2 separate regions of the Mus musculus genome follow, and region 1 is linked to region 2. Evidence: chromatin contacts called from ENCODE Hi-C or POLR2A ChIA-PET data. All regions are on one chromosome and are shown on one strand. Each heading gives the region's core, a stretch centred on a gene start or an enhancer-like site at or near the end of the contact. The rest is flanking DNA. Distances are from core to core; before and after follow the strand shown. Region 1 holds the start of F3 (coagulation factor III). Region 2 holds the start of 4930432M17Rik (RIKEN cDNA 4930432M17 gene).

What was found. A loop is a pair of places that touch in the nucleus more often than their neighbours do. ChIA-PET counts read pairs that join two places held with the same protein, here RNA polymerase II (POLR2A).
Region 1: POLR2A ChIA-PET joins it to region 2 with 11 read pairs in Patski. The contact joins the promoter of F3 here to the promoter of 4930432M17Rik in region 2. A Hi-C loop is called at or near these places in 2 of 37 maps with a recorded cell type or tissue (Patski and T-helper 17 cell). POLR2A ChIA-PET finds 5 or more read pairs at or near these places in 2 of 5 experiments (Patski and embryonic stem cell).

Annotation. Positions count from the first base shown.
Region 1 is chr3:121,720,552-121,728,103 of GRCm38, forward strand. F3 (coagulation factor III) reads left to right here and starts at 2,986. Exons shown (of 6, transcript NM_010171.3): 1 at 2,986-3,251; 2 at 4,426-4,531. The coding sequence starts at 3,164.
Region 2 is chr3:121,666,485-121,673,347 of GRCm38, forward strand. 4930432M17Rik (RIKEN cDNA 4930432M17 gene) reads left to right here and starts at 4,279. Exons shown (of 6, transcript NM_001033814.2): 1 at 4,279-4,731; 2 at 4,831-4,937. The coding sequence starts at 4,833.

The DNA of each region.
Region 1 (7,552 bases), core at 1,736-4,235, 53 kb after region 2:
TAGACTGGAAGATTGTCCTCTAAAATCATGGGGCTTTAGATTTTCTTCTTAAAGATAGGTGCAGTGGTGCATGCCTTTAATCCCAGCACTCGGGAGGTAAAGGCAGGTGGATCTCTCTGAGCTGGACACAGCCTGGTCTATACTAGTTTCAGTCCAGCCAGGGAGACATAATGAGAACTTGTCTCAAAACTTAATAATAAGTGAATAAGCAGATAGAAACAGTGTTTTTCAAAATCTTGGTGCTATGTGATAACTAAGTTAGTGGCCTAGCAACTGTATTTTGAATACAGTTTTTGAATGGTCAGGTTAACGTTATACAAGTTTTCACCTAATTTTGGATGAAATATAAACTGTTGGATAGTACATAATTATTTTCACAAAACTCCTGAAGCACAGCAGCCATTTTCTCCATGACTAACCCTGCCAGATGTTTCTTCGGTTTTGCTGAGTCACTTTTTCTCCCGACTCAGAACTCTGCGTTCTCACTAACTCTGAAGTTCCACTGGCATTTTCTCATATTTTGCCTTTTACCTGAAAAAAAATGGGAAGGGGGGAATGGTTAAATTGCTTATTTTACTATCTCACACGCATATAACCAGTTTTTTAAAAAAAAAATAATTACTTTCAGTTTTACCTTCGGTCATAAATCTTAACCTGTCCTTTTCCTGGGAAGACAGACATTTTGAGGAATTTATGCTAAACAGCCTTTAAGCCTGGCTATCAACAGTCACGTTGCATCCCATGACTGAGCAGCTTCTGAATCACCCTCGAGTGTAAGCTGTTAGAAAAAAATGAAAGCAGCCCCCAAACGTCTTCATTCTGTTCTGAAACTACCTCTTCTCCAGGTAGAAGTCCTAGAAACCGGAAGGACCCTCAGCCACCTTGAGCGGGCTGGGGCTGGCTGGGGAGCAAAGTCCTTGGAATCCATAGGTTTGCATTTCCTCACCAATCTGATTTGCTCACTGCCTGGCTCCCAGACAGAAGCGCTTCAGCGACAAGAGTTCATCTGGTGAATGTTAATGAAAACTCTCAGCGACAAGTGTGGCTGCATAAATGAATTTTATTGATTCAAATGTGTCAAGTTCCTCCTGGGTGCTTGTAAACTGTGCTAAGAGCTAAAGGGGGGACCTGATCCCCCCTCCCCCTAAAAGAGCTTGATGGGGGAAGTTGACAGAGGGCACCATTGAGATTATGTAAAGTACTTGATGAACTTGGTTGGTAAAGCTGTTAGCATGCTCTATAAACGTGCACAAGAAGGGCTAAAAGCGTGCCCTGGTCACTTACAGACTCCTCATCAGCCACATTGCACCACTGGTGATGCAAAAGGAAACTGGGCTCTCTACGTGTCTTCACGCATGTCTGCTTTAAGGAATAGCCAACAGGATATTTCTGCCTATGAACAATAAGTTCCCCAAACCGCGAGTGTTTCCCACACCTGCTGAGGAACACAGTTGAGGGTCCGTGGATGGAAAAAAGATCACCCTTTGAACAGTTTTCTTGATGCCCTCTTCCTTTGCTCAGTTGGGAGTAAAAGAAAGTGCGGTCAAGAGGGAAAGTCCCTGGAGTAGAGGACCAGATAGAGCTACATTGTGTACTTAGGCCAGTGAGCACACGGACCAGCTGACCTCAAGATTGGTATTGTAGAAGGCTATCTAAGAGGTTCTGCCCTGTCCATTCTCAGACATAAGCAGGAAGCCTAATCAAAAGCTACTGTGAGTGGGACGACAGCTTAGTTACTCTTTACACTTCTCAGAGCCTACAAGGTGGACCCAAGTTTGACTTTACTCAAGGAAAGTAAAAAAGGAAGGAAGAAAGGAAGGAAGGAAGGAAGGAAGGAAGGAAGGAAGGAAGATTGTACAAAGCATCCAAAGACACAGATATTTACATTACAGTTCATAACCGTAGCAAAATTACAGTTATGAAGTAGCAATAAAAATAATTTTATGGTTGGGATCACTACAATATGAGGAGCTGTGTTAAAGGGTCGCAGAATTAGGGAAATTGGAAAAGAAGGGATAAACTGGACAGTCAACCAGGAGTGACAAGAAATCGTTTGATACACTGTCGAGCAAATGCTACCAGTAGGATAAGTGATCGTCTAAGGCTTCAACAACGTCACGGCAAAGCCTAGAACAGGAGGCCAGGAAATAAATGAAGAAAACCCAAAGCTTGCAAGTGACACCTGGCTGCCACTAGGCTCAGTGACAGAGGTGGGCTCCTGGGTCCATTCCCAGCATCCAGGAAGGGAAAACACAAATTGGAACGTCCGAATGTTTATTTTTCAGTTTCATTTTTTGTTTTTCTGCGCTTTGGAGGAATTCACTCAAACCCACTGCGGGCTTCCTCAACGTGAGAATCATCCTTCCTGGAACCCCCGTGGCTACAGAAGTCACGCTCAAATTCTCTCAGGCTTCATGTTGCAGTTCCTCGGTCACCTCGGGAACGGGAGTGGGGTGCCAAGTGGCCTTTAGACCTAATCCAGGGCCCTTGTCCATGGCAGACACGTGCATTTACTGCACCGCCCTGTGCAGCGGACCAAAGGGACTGACAGAATGATCTGCTAGCCACTGCGTGTTCAGGCAGGGCTTTGGAACTGCCCTCTGCTACCAGGAGTGGTCCAGGGGCTTTGATACATCCTCTGCTAGGGCCTCAGCGTACATCGAAAGCAGAGGAAAAGTAAGACTCCCTTGACTTTCAACTTAAGTCCCTTCAATGACACTCCTTTCTCCCCAGCCAGCCACCCAGGCTGGTCATCCAGGGATCAGCCCGGGAGCCTGGGTCTCCGCAGTACCTGGATCCGCCTGCGCCGAAGGGGCAGCTCGGTGCTCCGCGGCGCTGTTGAATCACGGTTGAGTCACCCCTTTCGGGGTCTCGGAGTTTCCTACAGGAGGGGAGTGGGCGGGGCAGGGGTGTGGACTGATCGGGAGCCGCCCACCGCGAAAGCGAGTGACCCGGGCCGGGGGGCGGGGAGTCGCGAGCTTCGGCGGAGGCGGCGCGGGGTGGAGAGGAGCCGGTGTCCGCGCGGCCCTTTATAACGCACCCCGCGCCGACCCCGGCAGCCTGGGTACAGCCGGTACCCATCACTCGCTCCCTCCGATCGCTCCTGTAGCGTAGCCAACGCGCCGCCGCTGAAGCCCCGAGACCTCGCCTCCAGCCCTTGGACATGGCGATCCTCGTGCGCCCGCGCCTCCTAGCGGCTCTCGCGCCCACGTTTCTCGGCTGCCTCCTCCTCCAGGTGACCGCGGGTGCAGGTGAGTGGCATTGGTCCTGAGAAGCCGGGGGCGCTCCGCCCGCGGGAAACAGAGAACCTATCTGGCTAGCTGGGGGGGGAGGGGGGGTGCTGCTCTGGTTCCTTGGGGACACCAAGGTGTCCGGCTGTACCTGTGGATTTGGCTGCGCTCGCCCTGAGGATTTGAATGAACAATGGGATGGAAGGTAGTTGGTGCCCGGACTCCTGGCAGTTGTCACTGCTAAAGATGCCTGCTTTGTGCGTCCACCGCGGTTGCATAAGATAAAACTGAGATTCCAGCTTTAACTCTGAGGGAGAGTTTCCTAGATGTTGGGCCCTTGAAGGTGGCAGGCTCGTGGGCCCGCCTTTGCCAAAGTCGGCGTGCTTTGCGCTTTGCGTGGCTTGCATGTTATCTCTGACAAGGTGTGCGCCTTCCCGTAATAAATAGGTGTTCTTGTGGCCTTTGGTTTCGGTCTGATAGAAGCAAGGCTGTTGTAAACTCAGGCAAGACAGAGTGCATACCCACATCTACCCAGTGCTGAGTTGAGGCAGAGGCTGAAACCAGGGGGCTTGCAAAACGAGACGTTGATGACAGCACTTTAATGGAATAGCATCCCACCATGTGACAGGTGCCACGTGGGCTGCACGTCTGACGAGCTCTCCTTGAGAATTTCAGTGTAAAGATATTTTAGATTACAATGGGAAAAGTCCGGTTAGACTCTTTTTTTTTTTTTTCGTTTATGTGCATTCCTGACTCTCACGTGTGTGGGGGACTAGCCCTGTTTGGAATTTATTCAAACCCTTCCTTGCGGCCTCTCCGACGGCTTCGGAAGAGTCCGGGACTCTCTGGCACCTTGGGCCCTCCTTCTGTGTCGTTTTAAAGTGGGCTTTCCCTGGAATAGTTTAAAGGAGGACTTCAGGATCTTCAGCTCTTTCCACGGATTGCAGTATGGGTGTTGCCTAGAGGACTATATGGCCCTGAGGGCGGGGATGGGGCGTGGGGGGAAGGACACGTACACACACACACACACACACACACACACACCCTCTGCTCTTGACAAGTTAGCAACGTTATTTTTGTGACTGGCAACAAAACATGTGCTCCCTTTGATGGCAGAGGCTGGGAAAGTGTTTAAGACACAAGGTCGAGACCACAGAACTGGGTGCAATTCGAGATATTTTGTGCTTATTTGTAGGCATTCCAGAGAAAGCGTTTAATTTAACTTGGATATCAACTGATTTCAAGACAATTTTGGAGTGGCAACCCAAACCCACCAACTATACCTACACTGTACAGATAAGGTAAGCCAGGTTAAAACCAAAGCAAGATGGCTAACAGCTTTGCACGTCTAGCTCTTATGCACTAATAGGGACTCTTTGAAGTCAGTTGTTGGATGGGGCTGTTTACCAAATGGTAGAGTTGTCATGGTAATCTGCTGGCTACTGTGATGTTCCATCAAATGGAAACATTCCATATGCTAAACTGATATGACAGGAACTGGCGCGGGGGGGGGGGGGGTTGTACCTCTGTCCCTTGAGTGCTTACCAAGCACACCTAAGTCCTGGTTTAGATACTCAACCCAGCATAGAATTGTCACTGTGGTCACTGTGTTGCTCGGGGAGGAAGTAGAAGTAGAAATTCAGTCACTCTTAGCTGTACATAGGGAGTTCCAGGCCATCCTACAATACGTGGGACCCTGTATCTAAATAATGCAGATACATACATACATACATACATACATACATACATACATGACATACATGACATAGTGTCTGGTTCTTTGAGGGTAGTTATAAGAAAATTAATAAGTGCATATAAGCTATAGAGGGGTGAGCCCACTTACACAGGCACATAGTGTGCTTTGGGATCGTCCGCAGCTAGTCTCCTCTAAGCACCAATGCCCTTTTCTGGTTACTAGCTGTCTAGACTGAGCTGCTGCAGGCATGTCAGGGAGAGGTAGGAGGAATTCCAGTGTCTACACTGCCCTGAAGCAGTGCTTGATTCATTAATCTATGGACTCGTTGAATTGAAATTTGGTTATACACACACGATTTCGGTGGAGGCCAAATTCCTGAGTCATTGAGCTGCTTAGAAAACACTGAAGGATTTGTCTGCATCCTGCGCCGTCTGGGGCTGTTCGGCTCACTCAGCCCTGTTCACCGACTGACAGCTCTCGGGAACAAGTAATCCCGTGCTTTTCCTCTAAGTGGTAACCAGGGTGTGCCAGGTGCCTTCCTTGATGATTTTCACATATTTTTGGCAAGCTTTTGGTTTCTGATAGATTCTAGGAGATGGATAAGGAACTTAAGAAACCTGCCTGGTGTGGAAATTGTTTTAATAGTGACGATGTAAAGGACACAGGAGTATCGTAGGCAAAAGGCAGGCACATTGTAACCCTTTGTTTTTCCATTTTAGCTTATGTTAAGCCTTATTTAGCACTAGGATGCAACTCTCAGGTGTGGATCCTTTAAATGACTTTCTTGTCTGATAGATATTGCCAAACCAAAAGGGGAGAGAATTTGTGTGTGTGTGTGTGTGTGTTCATGCATGCATATATGCACGTATAGCTATGCATAGCTAAATAGAGATGAATCTTATAATCTATAATTACCATCACAGTCAAACTTATCAGTTCAAAGGCTGGTGATGCAGGTCAGTTGTAGAGTTCTTGTCTATCGTGTACAAAGCCTTGGGTCCCATCCATTACCCATGTCCACTCTGCTCCCAATCTTGTTGAACTGGTAGTGATGGCACGCTGTAATCCCTGCACAGCTTGCTCATATGACGCAGGAGGATTAGGAGTTCAAGGCTACATGTTTGTTCAAGACCAACTGGAGCTATAGAGTGAAACTCTGACTTAAAACAAGTTCAAACCCTGACAGTTGAGAGTCATTAAAGTAGTTAATTTCTCTTATATAGATCTAACATTTACCTTACCCTTTCCTTCTAGATATGAAGATTAGGTTTTTCAGAGAAATGGTTACTTTCTAATATCTTGAATTAATTCGAACAACATTGGGAATATATCTTGGGTTGTCTTGATTTTTTAAGATAGAAGTCTGTATTGGTTGAAAGTTTTGGAGTTTTTAAGGTGGTCACCATTGAGGTGAGCACGGCTCATGATCTGCAGACATCAGAGCTGAGGACATAGCTTGGGGATCCCTGCAGACTTGGGTGTCTCACTGCTCAGGTCACCTTGCTCAGGTCCTTGCTGCTGAGCTGGGTGATCCTGGAAGCATTGCCATTAGTCAAGGCATGAGACCCGAGCTAGCCTTCACCCTTCCCAGGGGAAAGGGGATTCCAGGTCTAAGGGGATCTGGAAAGCCAGGGGTTCACACTGACTGCTGGTGGTACCTGCCCAGGCTACCTGGAATGGAGGTGTGCCACGTCTGCAGGGGGCTCTTCCAGTCTGCTGGGAGGAAGGGGGAAGCTCTGCTCATCCTGTCTCCTGAATCTCCTTTATTCACCTCCCTGAGGAGGTGGCACCTTATCTAGGGGACCCTGTCCCCCACACCCACCCATGCTGCTGGAGCTTGGCTGTGTGATGCTGGCCAAAGGGCAGCTCTGAGGGACCCAAGCCCCTTGGCTGAGTGTGGACGGTGTCTTCTCTGAAAGCAGGCTCAGTGGTAATTGGGAAGCAACAGCGGCCCAGCCTTAGCACCGTGACATGGCTCGTGCTGTCCATCCAGTCCATAGTGTGTGTTGAATTCCAAAGCTGAATTTAGAAGCTTCCAGACACAGCCTCTAACTCAATGAGTGAATGTTTCTTTTCTGTTGGAACTCCTCAGTAAATTGGGGGGGGGCAGAATTTATTTCCAAATTTGGGGAGTTTTTCCGCTAACCTAGAGGGACCTTGAAGACTTTTAAAGTGGTTTGTGCTCTTAGCAGCACCTGGAGGACCTCAATGGAACTGTCTCCTCATTGACCTGTTATCACCTACATTTTATTTAGAGAGCACATGGTCCTACTTGTAAGCTGGGTCAAACAAAACACTGCATCCATCAGGCGTATGACTTCACCCAGAGCCCAGCCACTGAACGACTTGCTTGTCATATGGTGGAAAGAAACCATTAAGGTGTCGTTGGCTTTTGGTATAGCAAAGATGTAATCAAGGTACATTTTGGTCATTCTGGATCCAAACTGCCTCTCTATACTTATTATAGAAGAAAGTTCAAAAATACAAGAAACTAAAATATTTCAATTTTAATATTAGCTTTCGACTTTGAGGATAAGGGATATGTGTACCTATGTACTCGGGTTCTTTCAAAGGGCTTTAGAGAATTCTCATTTGTGCCTCTTCTGTGTGGATTTAGATAATTTTA
Region 2 (6,863 bases), core at 3,029-5,528:
TTAAAAAGTCTTAAACAGGAAATTGTTGTTTTGTGTCAACTACTAGAAAGCTGAACAGTCATTTAAACCATAGTTTCAAGAGGAAAGTTCTTAAGGCAAGTCAAGTTTTTTCTGGACAGGTGAAGTCGGGTTAATGTGGCCAGAAGCTATGTAAACAGAGGTGATTTCTCACCTAGAGCATAGATCTTATGACATCACCATTAAAACATAGCTGAGTGAAAGTGGCTGTGTAGACACCAAGACTCAGCCCAGGTACAGAGAGAGCCTAGGGCTTGATGGTAAGAGAAAGCACACCCAGGTGCATTCCACCCAAGAGAAGAAAGAAGACGAGAGGGCGACATCTCAGCATGGCAAAGCTGCCACAGTTTCTACAGTCTCAGCAGGCCCTGTCACTGTGAGGCAGGATAGAAAGACAGGAAAAAGTGCGGGGACAGTGGGGAGTGATATGAACCCCTCAGTCACTGCAGAGACTGCTCGAAGCCCGTCAACAGCTGGCAACAATGTCCACAGATGAAAAGCCTTATCTAGAAAGGTCGCTGGCAAAGGAATAATATTTCTTTTAGGGAGAGAGATTCTTGACTAAGCATGTTAAAATAGCAATGAAACATGCTAAAAGCCTGAATGTTTGCAAACGTGTGTGTGGCCTTAATCCTCGCCCAGATGTTTTCCGGAAATCTCACAAACAAGACTATTAACCTTAGTCCACGGTTGGAGACATCTGTAGACTCCCAAGACTCTCGTGATCCAGGCCCTTACTTCATCAGCTGTAATCCTGTCTGTTTCACCTCTGAAACCATCCTGTGATTTCATCCAGCTTCCCCAGCAAGCCTTTAAATCTGCCACTCCAGAAGCCACCAAAACTGCACATATGATACTATAAAGCAATGCTTCTCACCCTGCGGGACATGACCCTGGAGGATCAAAGGGCCCTTTCACATGGGGTTACTTAAGACCATCAGATAGTACAGGCATTTACATTATGATTCGATGCGTAGCAGGAGCAAAATTACAGTTCCGAAGTAGCAACGAAAATAGATATATGGTTGGGAGTCACCACAACATGAGGAACTGTATTAAAGGGTATTGAGGGCATCTGAGTTAGGAAGGTTGAGAACATTGCTATAAAGACACTAAGGAGTCTCTCTTGAAAGCCACCTACCCATGCTTGGCTATCTTATCCTTCCCCTTGGTGCCTCTTTTTTCTGATTACCACAGTGCTCAAATCCCTGTTAAAATGACTTTCTAACAAACTCCAACTTTGCTTCATGTGGGCTCTTCTTAAAAATTCTTCACAGCATATCAAGAATCCCAGGTACCCCTGTAGTAGAGATTTTAGATAAAGAACACCCCAGGATGTTCCAGTTGGCAGCAGTCTCCAACCCATACTTCGCTGACCCTACTGACAATTCATAGCCCCAGCATAGACTATAACACTAGTTAAGTGTGGGGAGACTTGTGCTAAGATTGCTTAAGTGACTCCCTCGCTGGCAATGAGCAGACTTTTTCCCTGAAGCTAAAGGGCATCTTGGCCATTCTGGCTTCTTGTCCTGTCCGACCCTTCCATCTAGTATGTAGTAGAGGCCCGATCCTCTGTCTGGGGCACCTCTTGAAAGCTGTTTGAGGGCATCTGAGCCTTTGAGCAGGAACATAACCTGCCACCATCTCCAGAACCACTCAAACTTCAGGGATTCGCAACCTGTCTCTTGACCAGGGTCAGCGGATGATGTTGTGAAGCCCCTGACACACTTGCCCTTGTCTGAAACCCAGTCTGTTCTCACAGTAACCTGGCAGGCAGAGAGGGAGATATGTCTCTCCTCCATCTCCCCACCAACACACACACACACACTGAGAAAACAAGGACAGTAGGCTTGAAGTCATGAAGCAGCAGGGAAGACCTTGACCTAAGTAGCAAGGCTTCTCTGATAGCCCAGGGTACTTGTGGGGTAGGAACGGCCCTGCTCTAGTTCAGTTCTCCTTTAATATAATATACACCATGACCAAAAGCAACTTGGGGAGGAAAGACTTTACTTGGCTTACACATCCCAATCAGGGAGACCAAGGAAGGAAACCAAGATGCAATGGAGGCAGGAACCATGAAGAAATGCTGCCGACCAGCTTCTTCCATCTAGTTTGTTCAGTTATATGTCTTATACAAACCAGGACCACATACCTAGGAGAGACACTGCCAAAATGAGCTAGGCCCTCCCATGTCAATCACTAATCAATAGAATGCCATGCAGATTTACCCACAAGCCAATCTGATGGAGGCAATTTCTCAGTTAAGTTTCCCTCTTCCCAGATGACGCCAGTGTGTCGAGGTGAGAGAAGAAACTGACCAGCTAACCAGCACATTTTCCTATGCACTCATTCCTGAAATATTGTGGAAAAAAAATAGTCGTGTCAGGTTCCAGGCCATCAGAAAGTTTGAATACCAGAAACGGTTCCCCTTGAATGAAAATGTGTCCATTGGCTTGTTACCTAAACACCTAAAACCACAGATGGTTGTTTTTCTGTTATGAAAGTCATGGTGCTTGTGATGGAAAACACTTTGAGAATGGATGTGTGCATTTTAGTGCTTCAGAAAGAAGGCCTTCAGTTCGTCTTTGGTGGTGGTGGGGGGAGGTGACCTCATCTTAAATGAATGAGTATTGGAGGAGGTCAAGGTTGTAGGGTGGAGTGTTCCTGAGAGAGCATGGCTCTTCTCCAAGAGAATAAACAAGCCATTGAATTCTTAAATGTTTGGGGTTCTGCTTTACTGGGCCATCATGTTCTGTTCTGACCAAGAGACCACTAAGCCTTGTTGTATGAGAATAGAAATAGAATGAGAAGCTTTTGTGTGGAAGAGCTGGCCGGGCACTCTGTCAGAGAAAAGGGACCACCATAGCTGGGTGTCGCCATGACTTTAGGTAGGCTGATGGCAGGGCTGCTGCCTTTGAAGTGTCTCAGAAGTGGGGCTTGGAGAAAGAGTACTATAGGGGAACAGCCAACATCCAAGGGCTGTGCTGGACCACATGCCTGCCCTTGCCTCCATAGGGCAACGGGGCCTGAGAATGGACCAGCACTCTGATTGATCCCCATGGAAGCCTTGCTTAGCTTACTGTTCTAGAGCACAGTAAGATCTAGTAAAACAGGTCTAGTGTGGGGTATCCATAATCCCACTTACATGTCTAGAAGCCTGTTAACAATTGTTCATACAACCTGACTCGGAAACAGAGGTGACTAGATACCAATCTTCCAAGACACAGCCAAGTTGCAAGAATGCTGGCCTGCAGTTCTCATTCCTGGAGCACAAAGACGACTGCTGGGCCCTAGTCTCCGGGAGCCCTCCAGATCCATCCCTCCTTAGAGGGAGGAGGAGTAGGCACCGTCTCTTCTCTCAACAGAGGCTACAGCACCCTTGCGAACACATATTTTTTTTATCCAGAAGATCAGAGCAGAGAAAAAGCTGTACCTCACCGCTTAGCAAATGTGATAGGGACTTCACTATCTTTCTTGTCTCTTAAGTTGGTAATATCTTGCAGCAACCGAAACTCCCTACAGCCACCTGGGATTTTGAAATCCAGGTACCTGCAGTGGAAGATGCTTATCAGTTCGGAAGAGAAGGCCTGAGGTCAGTAGAGCGTGTGACCAGGGAAAGGGTGTTGGAAGGGTGGGGTTGGGTCTCTGCCTCTGGGGCTGAGTGCAGGGTACACGTCCTCCAGTCACCTTGTTTGGGGCCCAAGTGGCATTGAGCAGCCTTTATTTAACCTTTCAGACAGGAACAAAGCCCCGTGATGGTCTCTTGGCTACTGCTTTTTCCCTATGCTTCTCCTCATGGGCAGTAGGATCGAATCTTCACTGGGTTATCATGAGGCTCAGAGGAATTTTTATAAAATGAATCAAATTCAATAATATGAGCTATATATGATGGGGAGGTTAACTCCTCATGCCCCAATGTTGCCTATGTCCTAACTCCAGAGCCTGTGAATATGGCAGGTTGAATGGTAGAAGGGAAGTAAGGTTACTGGTGAAGTGAAAGTTGCTAAGCAACCGACTTTCAAAGGCATCATCTATGACCTGACCCGACCCAGATGTAGATTCTGCTGGTGATTTGATTTTGGCCTTCTTGGCCCCAGAAATATGAAAAAGAAATGTCTACTTATAAGCCAGTCTGTCTATTTTCTTATCACAGCACAAATGAACTCAGACAATAAATGGAATAAAACAGAAGAGGAAGAAGCCAAAGTTCTGAGCTGTAGGCCGAGCCCTCATCTCTTTCTGACCTCCTGGTTGCTAGGAAACCGATTCTCAATCTGGTAGGAGTTGTACAGGGAAAGGGGGCCTTCTGAGAATACAACTCCTCAACCCCACTGAGCCAGAGGTTGACACACTTGGATCTGATTAATACTTCCCCTGCCCCCAGAGTGTATCTCCCAGCACGGGGCATCTCTATGTCCCCCAGAGGACTCCCTGCCTTTGGAAGATCTTGGAATCATAGCACCAAGTTCCTTTGCCATGCCCCAGAACACTTTCCCCTGCATCCTCTACAGAATGCCTGTGCATGCTGCTTCCAACCCATCACTGTCTAAAGGTCCCACATGCCCTGAGTCTCACCAACACGGGGTATATGGTGCTTACTGCTAATTGTCAACTTGGCACGATCTTGAATTACCTAAGAGACATACTTTTGGGCATATCTGTGGTGGGAGTTTTCAGATTCAGTTAACAGAGGTGGGAAGACCCACCCAGAAGGTAGGTGGCACCATTCCAACGGTTGAGGGACCAAACAGTAAAAAAGCTAAGGCAAGGTGAACAGCAGCATTCTCTCTTCTTTCTGATCCCTGACTGCAGACATGGTGTCACCAGCTGCCTCACACTTGGGCTACCATGGCTTCCCAACCTTGATGGACTTCAAACTGGAGCCAGTGGGAACTCTTGTCGAGTATGCTGTCACAACGGTGAGAAGATAACTAACACAGGATATCATGCACTTGACTAGCTCTCACATTGTCCTGAGAGGTTCCCAAACATTGATTCCTCTAGCCTTGGCTTTGTAGCAACTCCTTGAGGCAAGAACCAAGGATGCCATGTGTGAAGGTAGCCAAGAAGTAGAAAAGTGTCCAAGTGTCACTCAATGAGCTTTGGGATAAAGCTGGACAAATATTATATTCATATATATATTGAATGTGTGTGTGTGTGTGTGTGTGTGTGTGTGTGTGTGTGTGTGTGTGTAAATATAATAATTGCTGGTAACCTTTTCTCTTCTGGGCTAAGCCTCAGCAATGGGTGGCTTGACCGGAGATAGATCCAACATGTGCTTCTCTCCTGGCCTGGTTCAATGTCTAGTGCTCTCTGGACTAAGCTCCCTTCCAGAAGGTTCTGTAGCCCTTAAAAGGAGCATGTGTTGGACAGCACAGCACAGTTCATCAAAGAATCCCACTCGCCTGAAGGAGAGGAAAAATACACAGAAATAGCATAGGTACTCATCGTCCTGTAGTCAGAGATTGGCTCCAAGCTCAAGCCCGATTGCTTGTTTTTTAGGCAAGATCGTCTGGGCAAGGCCACTTTTCTCTGGCCAGCTGCTGCTCAAATCCAGGGCCTGTGTTTGCCTAGAGATAAACAAGAAGGACTGACAAGCAGGACTGAGCAGAACCTCACAGCATCTCTGAATCCATGGAGACTCAGTGCAGAAAGAGCCCTGGGCTCTACCTCCAGCTCAGAAAACTAGAGCTCAACTGCAGACTGAGCTCCTCTGTTAAGGAAGAGAGCCACCTTCCTTGCACTCTCTGGTGTTTCACTTTCATGTGGGTACTTGAGAGCCAAGGGAATTGAAAAGACCCCCTGGGGCCTTCCAGTTGCTCTTAGTGGGAGGCTGAAGGAGCAGAAGCCACAAGTTCCCCTTACCACCATCAGAACACGGGAGTCGGTTTTGTAGGTCGATGCCAGTCTACTCTACTCCCCTTTCCAGCTCACAGACCTGGAGGTGGTGAAGGCATCACAAACTCCACAGACAGGAGGTGGCTGACCAAGCACAAAACTATTCAGACACACACACACACACACACACACACACACACACACACACACACGGCAAAGGCAGTCTGCCCTGCCCTGCCCTGCCCTGCCCTGCCTTTCCCTGCCCTGCCCTCCTGCCTGGGCTTGGGCTTTCTCCAAGGCTAATGAACAGCTCATTAGTACCACAAACTCTTTGGCACCTGGAGGCCAGGCAGACTAACTTCCAACATGAACAGATTAACTTTAGACCCTGATGCAGGATCTGATTTAGACTTTGCCAGCCCGGCTGAGTCTGGGTGACTTGTGTTGTTCCAAGATAGGCAGGTTCATCATAACCAACCTAGGCCTCCAAAAGTCAGGCCTTTTCTAGGTCACCAACACTTCCAGTTGCCTGATAGACATGCCATGGAAATCTCCCCTGAGACTCAGTGTGTGTCATGAGGGCTCTAGAAGGTCCCCAGACCCCTTCCTGGTCCCTGAGAACACAGATGTGGGGTTGAAAAGCAGATCCAAGAAGCTCCTTAGCCAGCACCTAACCCCATAAACCTTTGACAATGCTAGCACAAGAGTCGTGATGCAGAGGCTCACGGCTTGACCTGAGACTGTCTACGGGGCACGAAATGCCATCGCAGATGTGCAAGGTAATTGTAATTTATCTCCCAAAACATTTACAGCTACAAAAGGGATCTTTTCACAAGAAAGGGCTGTAAGAAGCGTTACCTCAGACTGAAGTCACAGCTCCTGCAGGAAAAGCACCTGCCACAAAGGAGGGTCGAAGCCTCATCCCTGAAACCCACGTTTTAAAAGTCAGGTGCAGTGTTGTGTGCCTGAGATCCCAGAGCTGGGGAGGCAGAGGTGAGTGGAGCTCA